Regions from separate parts of the Homo sapiens genome. Here all the other regions are linked to region 2. A link is a contact called in ENCODE Hi-C data. All regions are on one chromosome and are shown on one strand. The core of a region is the stretch at or near the end of the contact, and the rest is flanking DNA. Distances in the headings are between cores, read along the strand shown. Region 1 has its middle 63 kb from the start of C5orf67. Region 2 overlaps LOC124900981 (a long non-coding RNA gene). Region 3 overlaps RMEL3 (enriched in melanoma 3).

Evidence for each region. A loop is a pair of places that touch in the nucleus more often than their neighbours do. Pooled maps may share reads with other maps.
Region 1: a map with no recorded cell type shows a loop between it and region 2 (6-fold over the local background). The contact joins two enhancer-like sites. A Hi-C loop is called at or near these places in 2 of 37 single-sample maps with no recorded cell type and 3 of 50 pooled maps.
Region 3: a map with no recorded cell type shows a loop between it and region 2 (6-fold over the local background). The contact joins two enhancer-like sites. A Hi-C loop is called at or near these places in 2 of 37 single-sample maps with no recorded cell type and 2 of 50 pooled maps.

Annotation. Positions count from the first base shown.
Region 1 is chr5:56,667,080-56,671,548 of GRCh38, reverse strand. No RefSeq gene overlaps it. Among named protein-coding and RNA genes, the nearest start is that of C5orf67, 63 kb to the right of the region's middle. RefSeq lists an enhancer at 1,054-1,103 and a silencer at 1,053-1,347. Within about 2 kb of position 1,393, at least 15 of the 41 ENCODE cell types and tissues checked have a DNase peak (open chromatin) inside an H3K27ac peak, as active enhancers do.
Region 2 is chr5:57,030,914-57,035,355 of GRCh38, reverse strand. LOC124900981 (a long non-coding RNA gene) reads right to left here. Exons shown (of 2, transcript XR_007058778.1): 2 at 1-696. Among named protein-coding and RNA genes, the nearest start is that of MIER3, 81 kb to the right of the region's middle. Within about 2 kb of position 2,080, at least 2 of the 41 ENCODE cell types and tissues checked have a DNase peak (open chromatin) inside an H3K27ac peak, as active enhancers do.
Region 3 is chr5:57,492,692-57,496,915 of GRCh38, reverse strand. It overlaps RMEL3 (enriched in melanoma 3), which reads right to left. Exons shown (of 4, transcript NR_186596.1): 2 at 2,691-2,841; 3 at 1-136. Among named protein-coding and RNA genes, the nearest start is that of ACTBL2, 12 kb to the right of the region's middle. RefSeq lists enhancers at 1,965-2,024, 1,423-2,622. Within about 2 kb of position 2,100, at least 11 of the 41 ENCODE cell types and tissues checked have a DNase peak (open chromatin) inside an H3K27ac peak, as active enhancers do.

The DNA.
Region 1 (4,469 bases), core at 144-2,643, 360 kb after region 2:
ACAAGTACAAAGACATGGAGGAAACAGAAATTTTGCTACCTCCTTTCAGTGTTAAGTTTGAGATATCCTGATAAAAACCTTCAAAAAAGGGACTGAATGTTATTATTATTTTTTAAAGTAAAGACAAGAGGTTTATGTCCTACAGTTCTGGAGTCTGGGAAGTCCAAGGTTGAGGGTCCTGCATCTCTGAATGTGAATTTTTAACAAATGTGTTGGGGCTGGAGGGTTGGGGTGAGTTGGAATGGGGACAGAGCTCTTGAAAGATGCTTATTAAATCTGCAGTCCTTTCTAACAGACTTTTACAGGTAGGAACGCTTTCTTTGAGAAAGATGCACAGAGCTTGTCCTCTTCCCTTGAAAGCCATGGGCAATGAATGATAAAGTAGTTAGTCATCACAGAGCACTGGTGACTTAACTGCTCAAATCAATAAATATTCCCATTTCCATTGACTCATTTAATGGGAAAAGAAGGTCACATGTCAAGAAAGAGGGAGGGGATGGAAGAAAGGAGAGAATGAGTGAGACAGGAATTTTGAAATGTATTAGAACGTGTTTTTTTCTAACATTTTAGTATGAAGATTCCCAAATTACAGGAAAGTTGAAGGAATTAAACAGGGTATACCCATTTACTCACAACTTGGATCCTGCAATTAATATTTTGCTATAATTGCTTTATTACCTCTATTGATCCTCTCAAGAGTAGCAGTCTGTGAGTTTTGATGAAGGCTTACTTGTGTGACCCAGTCCTAACCGGATATAAAATATAACCTTCATCTCAGAAAATTCTTTCTTGCCCCTTCCCAGGTAATCCCTGCTCCTACCTCACAGCCAGAGGCAACCACTATTCTAATTTTTAAAACTGTAGATTAGTTTTGCCTATTTTTGAATTCCATGTTAATAATACCATACAGTATGAGCTCTTTTGTATGTGAAGCTTCTTTCATTTACCATAATATTTTTGAGATACAGTCAGGTTGCTGTGTGTAGCCATTTATTTTTTAAACCACAATAATCTCTATTCATTTTTAGAGAGTCTCAGGTTAAGAGTTTCTTCTAAAAGCAACAGGAAAAATAAGCTGTTGTTTTTTTTTTTTTTTTAAGATAGGGGAGAGAGAGTTGAAAGGAACCTGAGTGAAAGGTACTTTGGCCTCTTAATTTTCATGATAAAGAAGTTGAGGCCCCGTCATTGCTCTGGGGCACGCAGACTGAGCTGAAACTGGAACCCAGGTCTCCTGATTCACGGCTTGAAAGGGTTAGGAAGGCAGCTGAGTAGGGTGGTTGTTTGAGCTGAAGCCATGTGAGAATAGAGAGTTTCGACAGAGCTTTGCTTTAGAGGATGTGAAACTACAGTAACCTCATGTGACAAAAAATCCTCCGAGGCCTTGGTATGGAGCCAGAGGAGGAAGTTTGACATGGCCTCTGGTTACCAGCTCCACCTCTGAACCCACTGGCCCAGGATGACTTATGGTGAGCTCTCTGATTTGCAATAAAACTAGACATGGGACAGAGAAAGCTTTTCTGCACCATGCACAAGGCAGGACAATGCTAAAGGAGGGGGGGGAAAAAAAAACAAGAAAGACACCTTCAGCCACATGGCCTTCCCATAGCAGGGGACCCAGAGCTGAAAATAAAACACCCAGGGAGGAAGGGATGCTGTGGTTACAGACAGAGCCTTTGTCTCCCAAGTGCATGTTCCAATTCAGCCCAGGATGACAATGACCTGGAGGTTCCTGCCTGCCAGCTGTTGGCTGGCCTTTGTGAAAGTCCCCGAGCTCCAGGCCAATGCTTAGCGGGCAGGTATCCATATCGTGAAGCCAATTGGCACTGCTGGTACCTTTGTTGATGATGTGAGCACAGCCACTGGGAACCAAGGCTGCTGGTGCACTCTTGCTACCAGCTGGCAGGTGCAAACCCATGGGCAGGTGCCCTGGGGAGAGACGGTTCATGCTGCCATGGTAACCGATAAAAAAAAGGAGGTTTCTTCAAGGTCAGTTTGCCCTTTTTTCTGCTAGAGGATATTGTGAGGAAGAAATGAATTTGTGGCAGCCCTGACTTGTGTGTAAATGTGTCCTTCATCTGTTTTGAATTGACACTTCTAATTGGATCTAATATTAGTGTCACCCACTGGGCAAATCTGGGTATTGGTGGGTCTCCTGGGCTATGTCATTGTGGACAAAGATCAAGTCACCAGAGAAGTCCCAGAAGAGACGTTCCAGTGTAAACCAAGCAGGATTGAACAAAGAATTCCAAAAGTGATTTTGAAAAGGCTGACAGTCAGGTTGGACAGGTTCTTCGGGCTATTCCAGGATGTGAAATTAATGCGGACTGTCTGAGGCGTGTCACCCTAGATGTCCTTTAGCCAAACTGTCCTAGGTGCAAGGAAGAAGGGACCCTTGTCAGCTTGCTTGGTGCCTCACGAGTTTGTCACAATGCATTCATTGTAAAGAAGCAAGCTTTCCTTATCATCATTGTCCTTCTCTCTGTAAACCTTCTGCTCATGCCTTTACCTTGGGCAAATACATTTTCTGGCTTTGATTTAAAAGTTCAGCTTCTTGATATTAATATTTCTGCGCTTCATTCTGATAAAAGTTGTTCTGACTCAGGTCATTGGCTTGGGTGTCAGTAATTTTCCCATTTAGCCTCTCTTGTGTGTTTTTCATATTCTGAGATTTCTGTTGGCAGAAATAACAGCATTGTATTAATTAATTAATTAGTAGCATTGTGTTATTGCAGGGGCTTCATGAACCCCTGGGAGAATTTTACTCTGTTCTGCTTACTGGGATGCTACCAAAATTATTTAGTACCCTGACAATCAGAAATATCATTTTTTTGGATAAACTCTAAGCAACTTGCCTGCAAGTATAACCATGGAGGTTGGCCTCAGCTTCCCAATGTACAAAATGAAAAGATTAGATTAAATGATGTCTTCAGGTACTTGCCAGCTGGTTTTCTAAGATGTTTGATTTTAACATAAAAAGAAAACCTGTGAATATATTCAACAAATAACAAATGGAATTTACAAAGCTCTGCACTGGATCCTTGTATGCAGTAAATATTTATAATTCATCTACCAAGTCTGGGTGCTGGGGCTATGGAAGCGGATACAGCATCATTTTCTATTCTGAAGGATCTCATAGCCTAATGAGGGAGGGGTCACAAGAAAAAAATTCTTCTCAAAATTGGCAGGAGTTTGAAGACAAAATTCTGCTTGGGAAAAGAACTTACCTTTTGGTTTGGAAGAGCTTCTAAACTGACATGTTTAATGTAGAAAGATAAGTCTTTTTCCCTGAGCCCCCTCAACTGGCAGGGCCATAACTAAGGTGATATTGAGTGAGGCACTTGCCTGGGATACAAAAAAAAAAAAAGGGGTCGAGGGGGATGTCAAAAAACTTCGTGGTTAAGATAAACTGCACTATAAAGTAGTCTTTTAAAAATCAAAATTAATGAAAACAAAATCCCTGATGAACAAAGGATGAAAATTTAAAATAAAGAGAGGATCTGATCCTGCATGTGTATATACCCTTTCCTCACTTTCCTCCCCCTAATCTTGGCCCTGGTTCTATTAAAATTTTATACAACTTGTAATTTGATTTTTAAAAGCATAGCATTAAAATATTAGAATATTTTAATATTAATATAATTGAATATTTTATATTAAAATATAAAATATCACAATAATATTAATTAGCATAATTAATTTTAATATTACTATTTATTAATATTAATTTTATTACAAATCTGGAGGCATCACATTACTGAACTTCAAACTGTACTATAAAGCCATTGTCACCAAGGGATGGGGGGGTGGCGAGGTATAACAGACTACACATAGGGTACAGTGTACACTGCTTGGGTGATGGGTGCACCAAAATCTCAGAAATCACCACTAAAGAACTTATTTGTGTAACCAAACACCCCTTTTCCCCCAAAAAACTATTGAAATGAAAAAGTTTTTAAAAAAGAACATTAAAAAAACTTGCCAATTTGATTTTAAAGACAATTGCATTAAAATAGTAAACTATTTTAATATTAATATTAATGTAATATTTTATATTGAAATATAAAATTTTATGCTAAAATATAAATATTAAAATAATAAAGTTTAGACAAAAAAAGAGTAGAACAGAATTTAGGGTTTTAGAAGGCTGTCAATAGAGGGAAAAAAGAAGTCTGTGGAAGGAGCCTGGGTTTCTAGAAGATGGTGGTACATAGCTGAGAAAGTCTTCATAGTGGAGAATGGTTTGTGAATATTTATGAAAGAGGTATCTAATAAGGGTTTTGAAGTTGTTCCTCACTCTGTGTTGCCTTTTATCCCCCTTTACCCACTATCCTTCAGTTAGAAATCTGATACATACAATAACCCTTGAATTTATGCTGAGTTGAGAAATAGGACGGAAGAAGGGTGTTGTCCAGCATGTCCAGGAAGTGGGCTAATGAGAGAGTAGGAAAGATGTAGAAACCAGGAAGGAT
Region 2 (4,442 bases), core at 831-3,330:
AGAATCACTTGAACTTGGGAGGTGAATGTTGCAGTGAGCTAAGATTGTGCCACTGTACTCCAGCCCGGGCAAAAGGGCCAGACTCTGGCTCAAACAAACAAACAAACAATCCCCCCACCCCCCAAAAAAAACCTCTTAATAAAATTTTAAGATAGAAATAACTTGATTTTGGCAATAAAAGTAATACATGCTTATTATAAAAATTTTGCTAGCACAGAAACATTTAAATAATAAAATAAAAATCACCTGTAATTTCATATCTCAAATATGCACTGCTAACATTTTAGAATATAGTATCTTTGTGTCAGATTATATGCAAAAATGGCCACAATTATTTCCTCTCCTGAATTCACACCTCTTTGCCGTGTGACCTGGCAGTTCCTTATATCAAGAGATACAAGATATGAAGAGTCTATTTGCTCTCCTCTTGAATCGGAGCTAGCTTTGTGACTTACTTTGGCCAACAGAATGTGGCAGAAGTAGCACACCAGGTATCAGCTCAGGATTCACTCTTGCTCTCAGAACCTTGGGGGACACTCTATGAACAAAGCCAGCCTTGTTTTCTGGGGAATGAGAGGCCAGGTAGAGCAGAGACTGGTGGGACCAGTTTTCAGGCAACCGGCTGCAGGCCACAGATGCATGAATGAGCCTAAGACTAGAAGAACGGCCCAGCTGAACACAGCCCAAATTGCTGCCCTGCAAAATGATGAATGAAAGAAATGGTTGTTATTTTTTAAGCCATTGAGTTTTAGGGTGGTCTGTTATGCAGCAAAAGTGAACAATGCAGTCTTTCCAGACTTCCTTCCTTTCTTCCTTTCTTCCTTTCTTTCTTCCTTCCTTGCTTTCTTGTTTTGCTTTGCTTTCTTTTCCTTCTTTTTCAGACAGGGTCTTGCTTTGTTGCCTAGGCTGGAGTGCAGTGTGCAATCATGGTTCACTGTACCCTGAACCTTCTGGGCTTAGGCAATTCTCCCACCTTAGCCTCCTGAGTAGCTAGCACTACAGTGCGTGCCACCACACCCAGCTAATTTTTTATTTTTCGTACAGACAAAGTTTTCTTATGTTGCCCAAACTGGTCTTGAACTCCTGAGCTGAAGAGATCCTCCCACCTCAGCTTCTCAAAGTGCTGAGATTACAGGCATGAGCCATCGCACCCAGCCTGGACTTCTTTTTCTATGCTTCATACACACATAGACTTTAAAAAAAAAAAACAACACTATCTTACTCTATGTATTATTTTGTTTCCTGCATTATATCTCTTTAATAACATAGCATGTGCTAAATAAATATCTTTCTGTGCTAAATAAATTAGTTTAATAGTTGCTTCATATTATTTTCATATTAATATTATGATCTTTTAATACCATAATTTATTTAACTACTTCTCTATTGGTGGACACTCAGGTTCTTTTCTGTTTGATTTTTCTACTGTAAAAGCCCTGATTAACATTCCATATATTATATCATTGCAAATTTGTACTGCTATTTCCTCTTATTAAATTTTTAGAAATGACTTGTTGGGTAAAAGGCCACATATGTATTTAAGTACATTAATACATGTTCTTTTTTGTTGCCCAGGCTGGTCTTGAACTTCTAGGCTCAAGCAATCCTCCCAGCTGAGTCTCCCAAGTATCTAGGACTACAAGCACGTGTCACCATGCCCAGCAACATGTTCTAAACTGCCTTGAGAAAGGTGACATCACATTGCCAATTCTGTTCCTCATTATCTCTATTATGAATTTTAACTCTGCTATCCGAGTTCATCTCCCTTTTCCTTTCATTCCATTGCCTTTCCACCTCAACCTGTTCTATGGTTTTCTGATTCTGCTTCAGAGAGGTGAGTTACTTTGCAGTCTTCTAAGGATGTAAATTTTTCTCAATTTTTCTTTTCTGTTTCCTGTAGGAATAAATGAAGCCCAGATATCTAATTTTCTTATTCATTATTTATTCTCTCTCTGGAGAAGCCACCTCTATCTAGGGACTTCACTTGGGTGTGCTTTTTGCCCACAGTGCTGCTCCCTGTTCACTTGGGCACAGGTCAGGTCCATGAGTCAGATCCATGGCAAATGGCCAGCAGGTACACACCCCACTCTGGATCCAACTCAAGTATCAAGTAGATTGTCATCAGCTGTCTCTGTTGGAATGTGGTGGGATCTTCTTTCCTCTTTTTATTTTTTTTTTAAGATCTCAGCTCACTGCAACCTCTGCCTCCTGGGTTCAAGTGATTCTCCTGCCTCAGCCTCCTGAGTAGCTGAGACTACAGGTGCACGCCACCACACCTGGCTAATTTTTGTATTTTTAGTAGAGACAGGTTTGGCCAGGCTGGTCTTGAACTCTGGACCTCAAATGACCCACCCACCTCAGCCTCCCAAAGTGCTGGGATTACAGGCGTGAGCCACCGCACCTGGTCTGGGCTCTTCTTCCATACCCACTCTGAACAGATACCATTTACAAAAAATTACAGTGTCCAGCATGCACCTCTCAAGGGCTCTTTCTTTCTCTGCCCCCATCTATAAGGACTCTACTTGAGAAGCAGCCACATCACAATTTAGTTGAGTTTTTTGTATCTAACGGCTCTCTAATTACTAGTTAGGTTGTCATGTAATGACATTGCATTAATTAAAGACTTAAATGGCACACCTCTATCTATTGGAGAGGCTAGGGTTCAAAATGTCCACTGTGATTTGACATTCCATTTGTATTTCTGCTCTAGCAATTTTCAGAGTTCTAAGCAGTTGGCCAACATTATCTCCAGTCCTCAAAACAACCTCAGAAGACAAATAGGAGGCAGGTGTTCTTGTCCCTGAACTTCATGGGGAAGCAGAGGCACAGGGGGACAATGTGACTCATCTGCCCAGTCTGTGGACATTTGTCAGCTGCCTTGCTTCCCCTCCTTTGCTCCATGCTTCCTATCTTGTGGCACCATGCTGCCAGACTGCCCATCCCTGAGGCTGGTTGGACTGCAGTAGAAGGTCAATTAGGATGAGTCATTCAAACATTTGAACTGCCTGGTTGCTGCTTAGAGAGTGCCCTTAACACAGGTTGCCCTGCTGAGCATTTGAGGTGTGGTGCTGAATAAAACTGCATGCCACCGATCTTGCCCTAAAAGCCCTGCATCATGCATTTACCACTCAGACTCCATAAGTCTTAATCCACTTCTTCCTCAATAACAGCTTAGTCAGTATGAAGTGACTCTAATAATAGCAGCAGCAGATTGAGCATACACAATGCCTGCCATCCTGAAGGTGTTTTAGGAAGCTCTGCTGAGGTGCTTCTCTGTCTGTCTGGTCATATCTTTAACCATGCATCTGAAACCAGATGCTCATGGTAAGGGAGATGAAAATATTTGGCAACTGGGAAGTCACGGGGCTGTACCTAAGGGGTTCAGAGAGATTATGACTAGGTCCAGCTGAGCACATTAGACTTGTCACTTGCCATGAATGTGCATCATTAGGAGAATGGAAACAGTATTTACTAAACATGTTTTAAGAGTCTTTTGGTTTCCAGGAAATGTAAAACTATGATGGATACAGCAGGTGCAGAGGCAAGCCAACTGTGAAAAGGTTAATAGGTCAGCTAGCCTAATGGCTGATATTAGGAATCAGAAGGTAGATATCTGTTGGACTTACAGAAATGGAAGCTAGTAGAAAAGGAGAAAGAGAGAGAGTGAGAGAGAACGGAGATAATATCATTGCTCCTGTTTCAGAAGAGGAGGCATTTAATTTATTGATTAGAGAGATCCTGGGGCTGGTGGGTTCCCAGGAGGTCAGAAGAGTAAACAAGACAATTTGCTGGCGAATGAAAATGAGGGACTGGGCGCAGTGGCTCACGCCTGTAATCTCAGCACTTTGGGAGGCCAAGGCAGGCAGATCACTTGAGGTCAGGAGTTCAAGACCAGCCTGGCCAACATGATGAAACCCCGTCTCTTCTAAAAACACACAAAAAAATAGCTGGGCATGGTGATGCATGCATGTAATCCCATCTACTCAGGAGGCTGAGGCTTGAGAATCACTGGAACCTGGGAGGCAGAGGTTGCAGTGAGCCCAGATCGTGCCGCTGCACTCCACCCTCGGTGACAAGACAGAGACTCTGTCAAAAAAAAAAAAAAGAGAAGAGAAAGAAAGAAAGAAAAAGAGAGAGGGAGGGAGGGAGGGAAAGAAAGAAAGAGGAAAGAAAGGAAGGAAGGAAGGGAGAGAGAGAGAAAGAAAGAAAGAAAGAAAGAGAAAGAAAGAAAGAAAGAGAAGGAGAAAAGAAAGAAAGAAAGAAAGAAAGAAAGAAAGAAAGAAAGAAAGAAAGAAAGAAAGAAAGAAAGAAAGGAAGGAAGGAAGGAAGGAAGGAAGGAAGGAAGAAAGGGAGAGAAAGAAAGATGGAAAATTAGGCTGAGCAGATATCAGAACCAGGAAGGCTGTGAGATGCTTTAGCTCCTCTCGTCACTCTGCAGACAA
Region 3 (4,224 bases), core at 851-3,350, 460 kb before region 2:
TCTGGGTTGAGGTTTTTATTTTCAGGGTCTCATGTTTTCTTCTTTCTTGATATTTCCTCTGGTTTTCTTGGAGCACATGGGCTGATATTAACTAAGAAGAGGTTGATGGGAGATAAATCGTTGAGTCTTCATGTGTCTGAAAAGGCATTTATTATTCCCTCATATTAATTGTGAGATTGGCTGGGTATAAAACTCTAGTCTGGATATCATTTTCCCTCTGAATTTCCCATTTTGCTATTGACAAGACTAATGATACTTGGGTTCTCATTTTTATGGTTGTGATTATTGGGAGTTTTTTTCCAGTTAAAGCTTTTAGGACCTTCTCTCTCTGCCAGCGTTCTAAACTCTCGCAATGATGTAAGGTGTGATGTGTGTCCTTTCACCTATTTGTGAGTTAACCAGTTCGAGCTATAGGTTTGCCTCTCAGTTCTGGGCAATTTTCTTAATTCATTTATTTTGTAATATCCTTCCCTCTGCTTTTTTTTTTCCTTTCTGTAACTTCTAGTAGTTGGATATTGTACCTGTTGGATTCATCCTCGAATTTTTTTTTAAAAAAATCCTTTTTGTGTGTGTCTGTCATTTTGGTATACTTTCTGGGATATTTCCTCAACTTTATCTTCCAACAATTCTATTAAAATTTTCATTTGTGCAATATTCTTTTTAAGCTCTAAGAGCTCTTTTTGTTCTCTGAATATTTCTTTTTTATAACATTCTCTTCTTATTTTATGTATGCAATATCATCTTTTATACTCAGAGGATATTATTTATAGTTTTGCCTTTGTTAGCTTTTTCTTTGTTTCTATTCCTTACATTGTCCCTACCTCCTTTCTGTTCCTTTTGTTCCCATTGTTTCTGTTGATTGTGTCTTTCAAATTAGAAGCTTTTGTCAAATAGCTGATGTCCCTGGCTGTCCCTTAACCTTTAAAAGCAAGGCAATAAAAAGCTGACTGGAAGCTCTGTGCCTTAAGGAGACAGGCTGCTCTGTAGGATGATTTGGCTGGGCTTTTGATTGAGGGATCCCTAAAGTTGATATCTGTATGCCTTTCCAATTAGGCTCATCCACCCTCTTGCCTAAGGGATAAAAGCCTGGCTGCCAGCATGTTCTTGAAGGCAGGTTGGGAAAGGAGGCTGAGGACCTCTCTATGCACTATGTAGACTTTTACATAATTCCTCTGTGGAGTCTATTTTACAACAGATGTGGTTTTATAATACAAATTAGCTCCTACGCAGTTGGTAAATAGAAAAATTATGTCAGTATAATGCAGAATTAATTTATATGCAATACTTCCTCTGCTCAAGAAAACAGGATGTGGAGCAGAAGTATAACCTTCGGTAGGAAAGGAAAAAGTTTTTAATGGTTGCTGCTCTGGCAATAGAAACCGTTTGCCTGTGGTTTGAAAATTAAAAACAAGTACTTAAACCTGGGCTTCACCCTCGAAGCGGCTACACCCCACACCTGTGGGACTCTTGACTCCTGGCAGGTGGTATTGTCTCTGTGGCACCTTCAGGGCAGCCACACTGACTGAGAAGGCCACTTCTACTGCATTGTCGGAGTTCCTACCAGCTCTGCTCTTGTGTATGTGTTACTAACATTCTCTCTCAATTATTCCTCTGACTTCACAACAATTGTAACAGGCCCCAGCCACACGCAGCCTGCCTCAATAGTACAAGTTAATTTCCTGAGTATCAATTATTGTCTTTACTAGTGCTTTGCATAAGTTGTGAATTTTCTACCTCAATCTTTTTTTGCACATGGCCTTACTTTTTGTGTGCAAGTTTGAAAACTGAATTTTTCAGGAATCTCATCCTTATTGTGCCTTAAGCTTGTTTCCAAAACTGGCCACAACTCTTTCTTTCCCTGTAGCCACGTTCCTTTGCAATGTGACTTTGCAGCCCTGTCCATCAAGAGGTAGACCCTATCCCTCCCCAGCTCTTGAATCTGAGCTACACTTGTGACTTGCTTTGCCCAACTGAATGCATAGAAGAGACACTGTGTCAGTTCCAAGCCTAGGCCTCAAAAGTCTTTGCATGCCTCGACTAGCCCTCTTGGAACCCTGCCCAGCCACAATGTAAGAGCCTGGGCTTTGCCTACAGGAGGAGAGCAGACCACATTCACCAGAAGTGAGTCAGCCCGGCTTTCCCAGCTAAAGCTTCAGAGATAAGGGGCAGGGTTGGGGAGGAGTTCTCTGATGAATTTGCTTTTTTATCCGTATCTTCAGCCTATTTCCCTGTTTCTGACCCTAATTTGTCCCCACTTTTGGAAGTTCCTAGGTTTCCATTACTGAGTCTTTCTGGGACTCTAGTAAGACCACTTTTGCTTCTGGGCCTCCCCCACTCCCATGGAGGCTCTGTTTCCTCAGGGCTGAGTTACCACTGGTTCACCTCTCTCTTGCTTTAAAAATGTTATTGCTGTTATTGTTATTGTCCTGCTCTCTTTATCATTGTTTTTAATGTCTTTTTATTTCCTTACTGCAAAGTTTAGTGGTGTTTGGAGAGAACATGTAGATAAACCCAAGTGTTTAATCTGCCAAACTTAACAAGAAGTCTCCTCACTTCATTTTACAGATGAGGAAACAGAAGTCTATGAAGCTAAGTGGCTTGCCCAAAGCCACCTGAGTAATTAGTAAAAAATCTGAAACCACCTAGAATTCTGGAACCACTCCAATGTTCTTTTCTCTATTCCATGCTACCTTTGCAATTATGTCAGGAAGCCCATCTGATGGAACGAAATCCTCCCCTCATTGAATGTCTGTAGATTTCTTCTGTGCACATAAGATTCTGCAGTGCCATCGTCTGTTCCAGCCTTGACAAATACAGTGAGAAGCCAATTCAATCAGCATTCTAAAATATACAATAAAAGCATATTACTTTTCCCTGCTGATGTTTAAACCATCATCCACATAGAATTGCAAATTTTTGTATGCTCGCAGATTATGTGTAAACTCTCAGGCACAAATTAGAAACTATTCCATCAGTGTTTAAAATTCTAACTACATAAACAAATGCCTGTGCTCTAAACTGAAACAAATTGCAAGGTATACAACGTAGCCTTGTTGGACAGGGCAATGACTTTCAAGCCAGTAAGAAATGGCCAGAACAGGTGCTTCAGAATATGCTAATAACCTTTCCTGACATCCAATGGCCCACAGATATCTAGTTACAGGTATCTAGTTTCTGCCTATAAGCATCACTGATTATGCAGAAGAGCCTGCTTCAGATGTCAGGGTCACTTATGCGAAGCCTTCATATCATCTCCCAGCCCATTCCGGGGATGTGCTCAGCATCTCCACACAACTCCAGTGGGCATCAAGTCAGTGTGGAGCATCATAGGAGCACACAGAACATCCCATACCTCCAAACCCCAGGAGTAAAAAAGCACTACATCTAGATAGGTAAGAGACATCTCCTGTCTTGTCTCTTCACATCTAGACACTGCCTAAATCAATGAATCCCAAAAAACAATTTAGCTTCCATAGAGAATGTTGCCACACCTGACACAATAGAATGAGCCTCTGCCTGGTTTACAGAACTCAAACCACTCAAGTCAAACACTAGATATTTGCTTCAGTGTCTTTCACCAATTGTCTACCTCACTTTAGCCATCCCAAGCTTCCTTTTCTTGTGCTAACAATAGATTCCTACCCAATACATGGGGTTGGCTCAGTACCCATTAGGATACCTGCCAGGAATGTTGTGCTACCATTCTTGACCCTGCTTCACAGTGAATAGGCTCCACTGACCAGAGCTGAGCAAGCATCCTGGAGAGTCACAGAAAATGCAACGAGTGTTGCTAATATTTTGTCCAATTTTTGCTCTTACCATGCAAACTGCTAAACACTTTAGAGGCATCATCTCATGTCAATTCCAAGACAACTTTATGAGGTAAATACAATTATTATCTTCCATTTACGGAGGAAGAAACAGACTTGGGAAGCTCTGAAACACCCCACTTTACAAACCTAGGAAGTGTGGGAACAAATCTAGCTTTGCCAGATTCTAGAGTTGTATTCTTAATCACTATGTTTCCATAGTTACTGCAGGACCAGCACAAGGCAGAGAATTTTAGTTTTTATGTGGCAGCAAATTTGGAGCCCAGGAGATTTTAATATTCATGACTTAAGAGTTTTATGACCGTGGTCTCTAGAAAGGTTTGGGGTTGGAAGAGTTATTCACCAAAGTACTCCGGAAATTAGCTAACTATGAAGGGACTAGTGCCTGAACTAA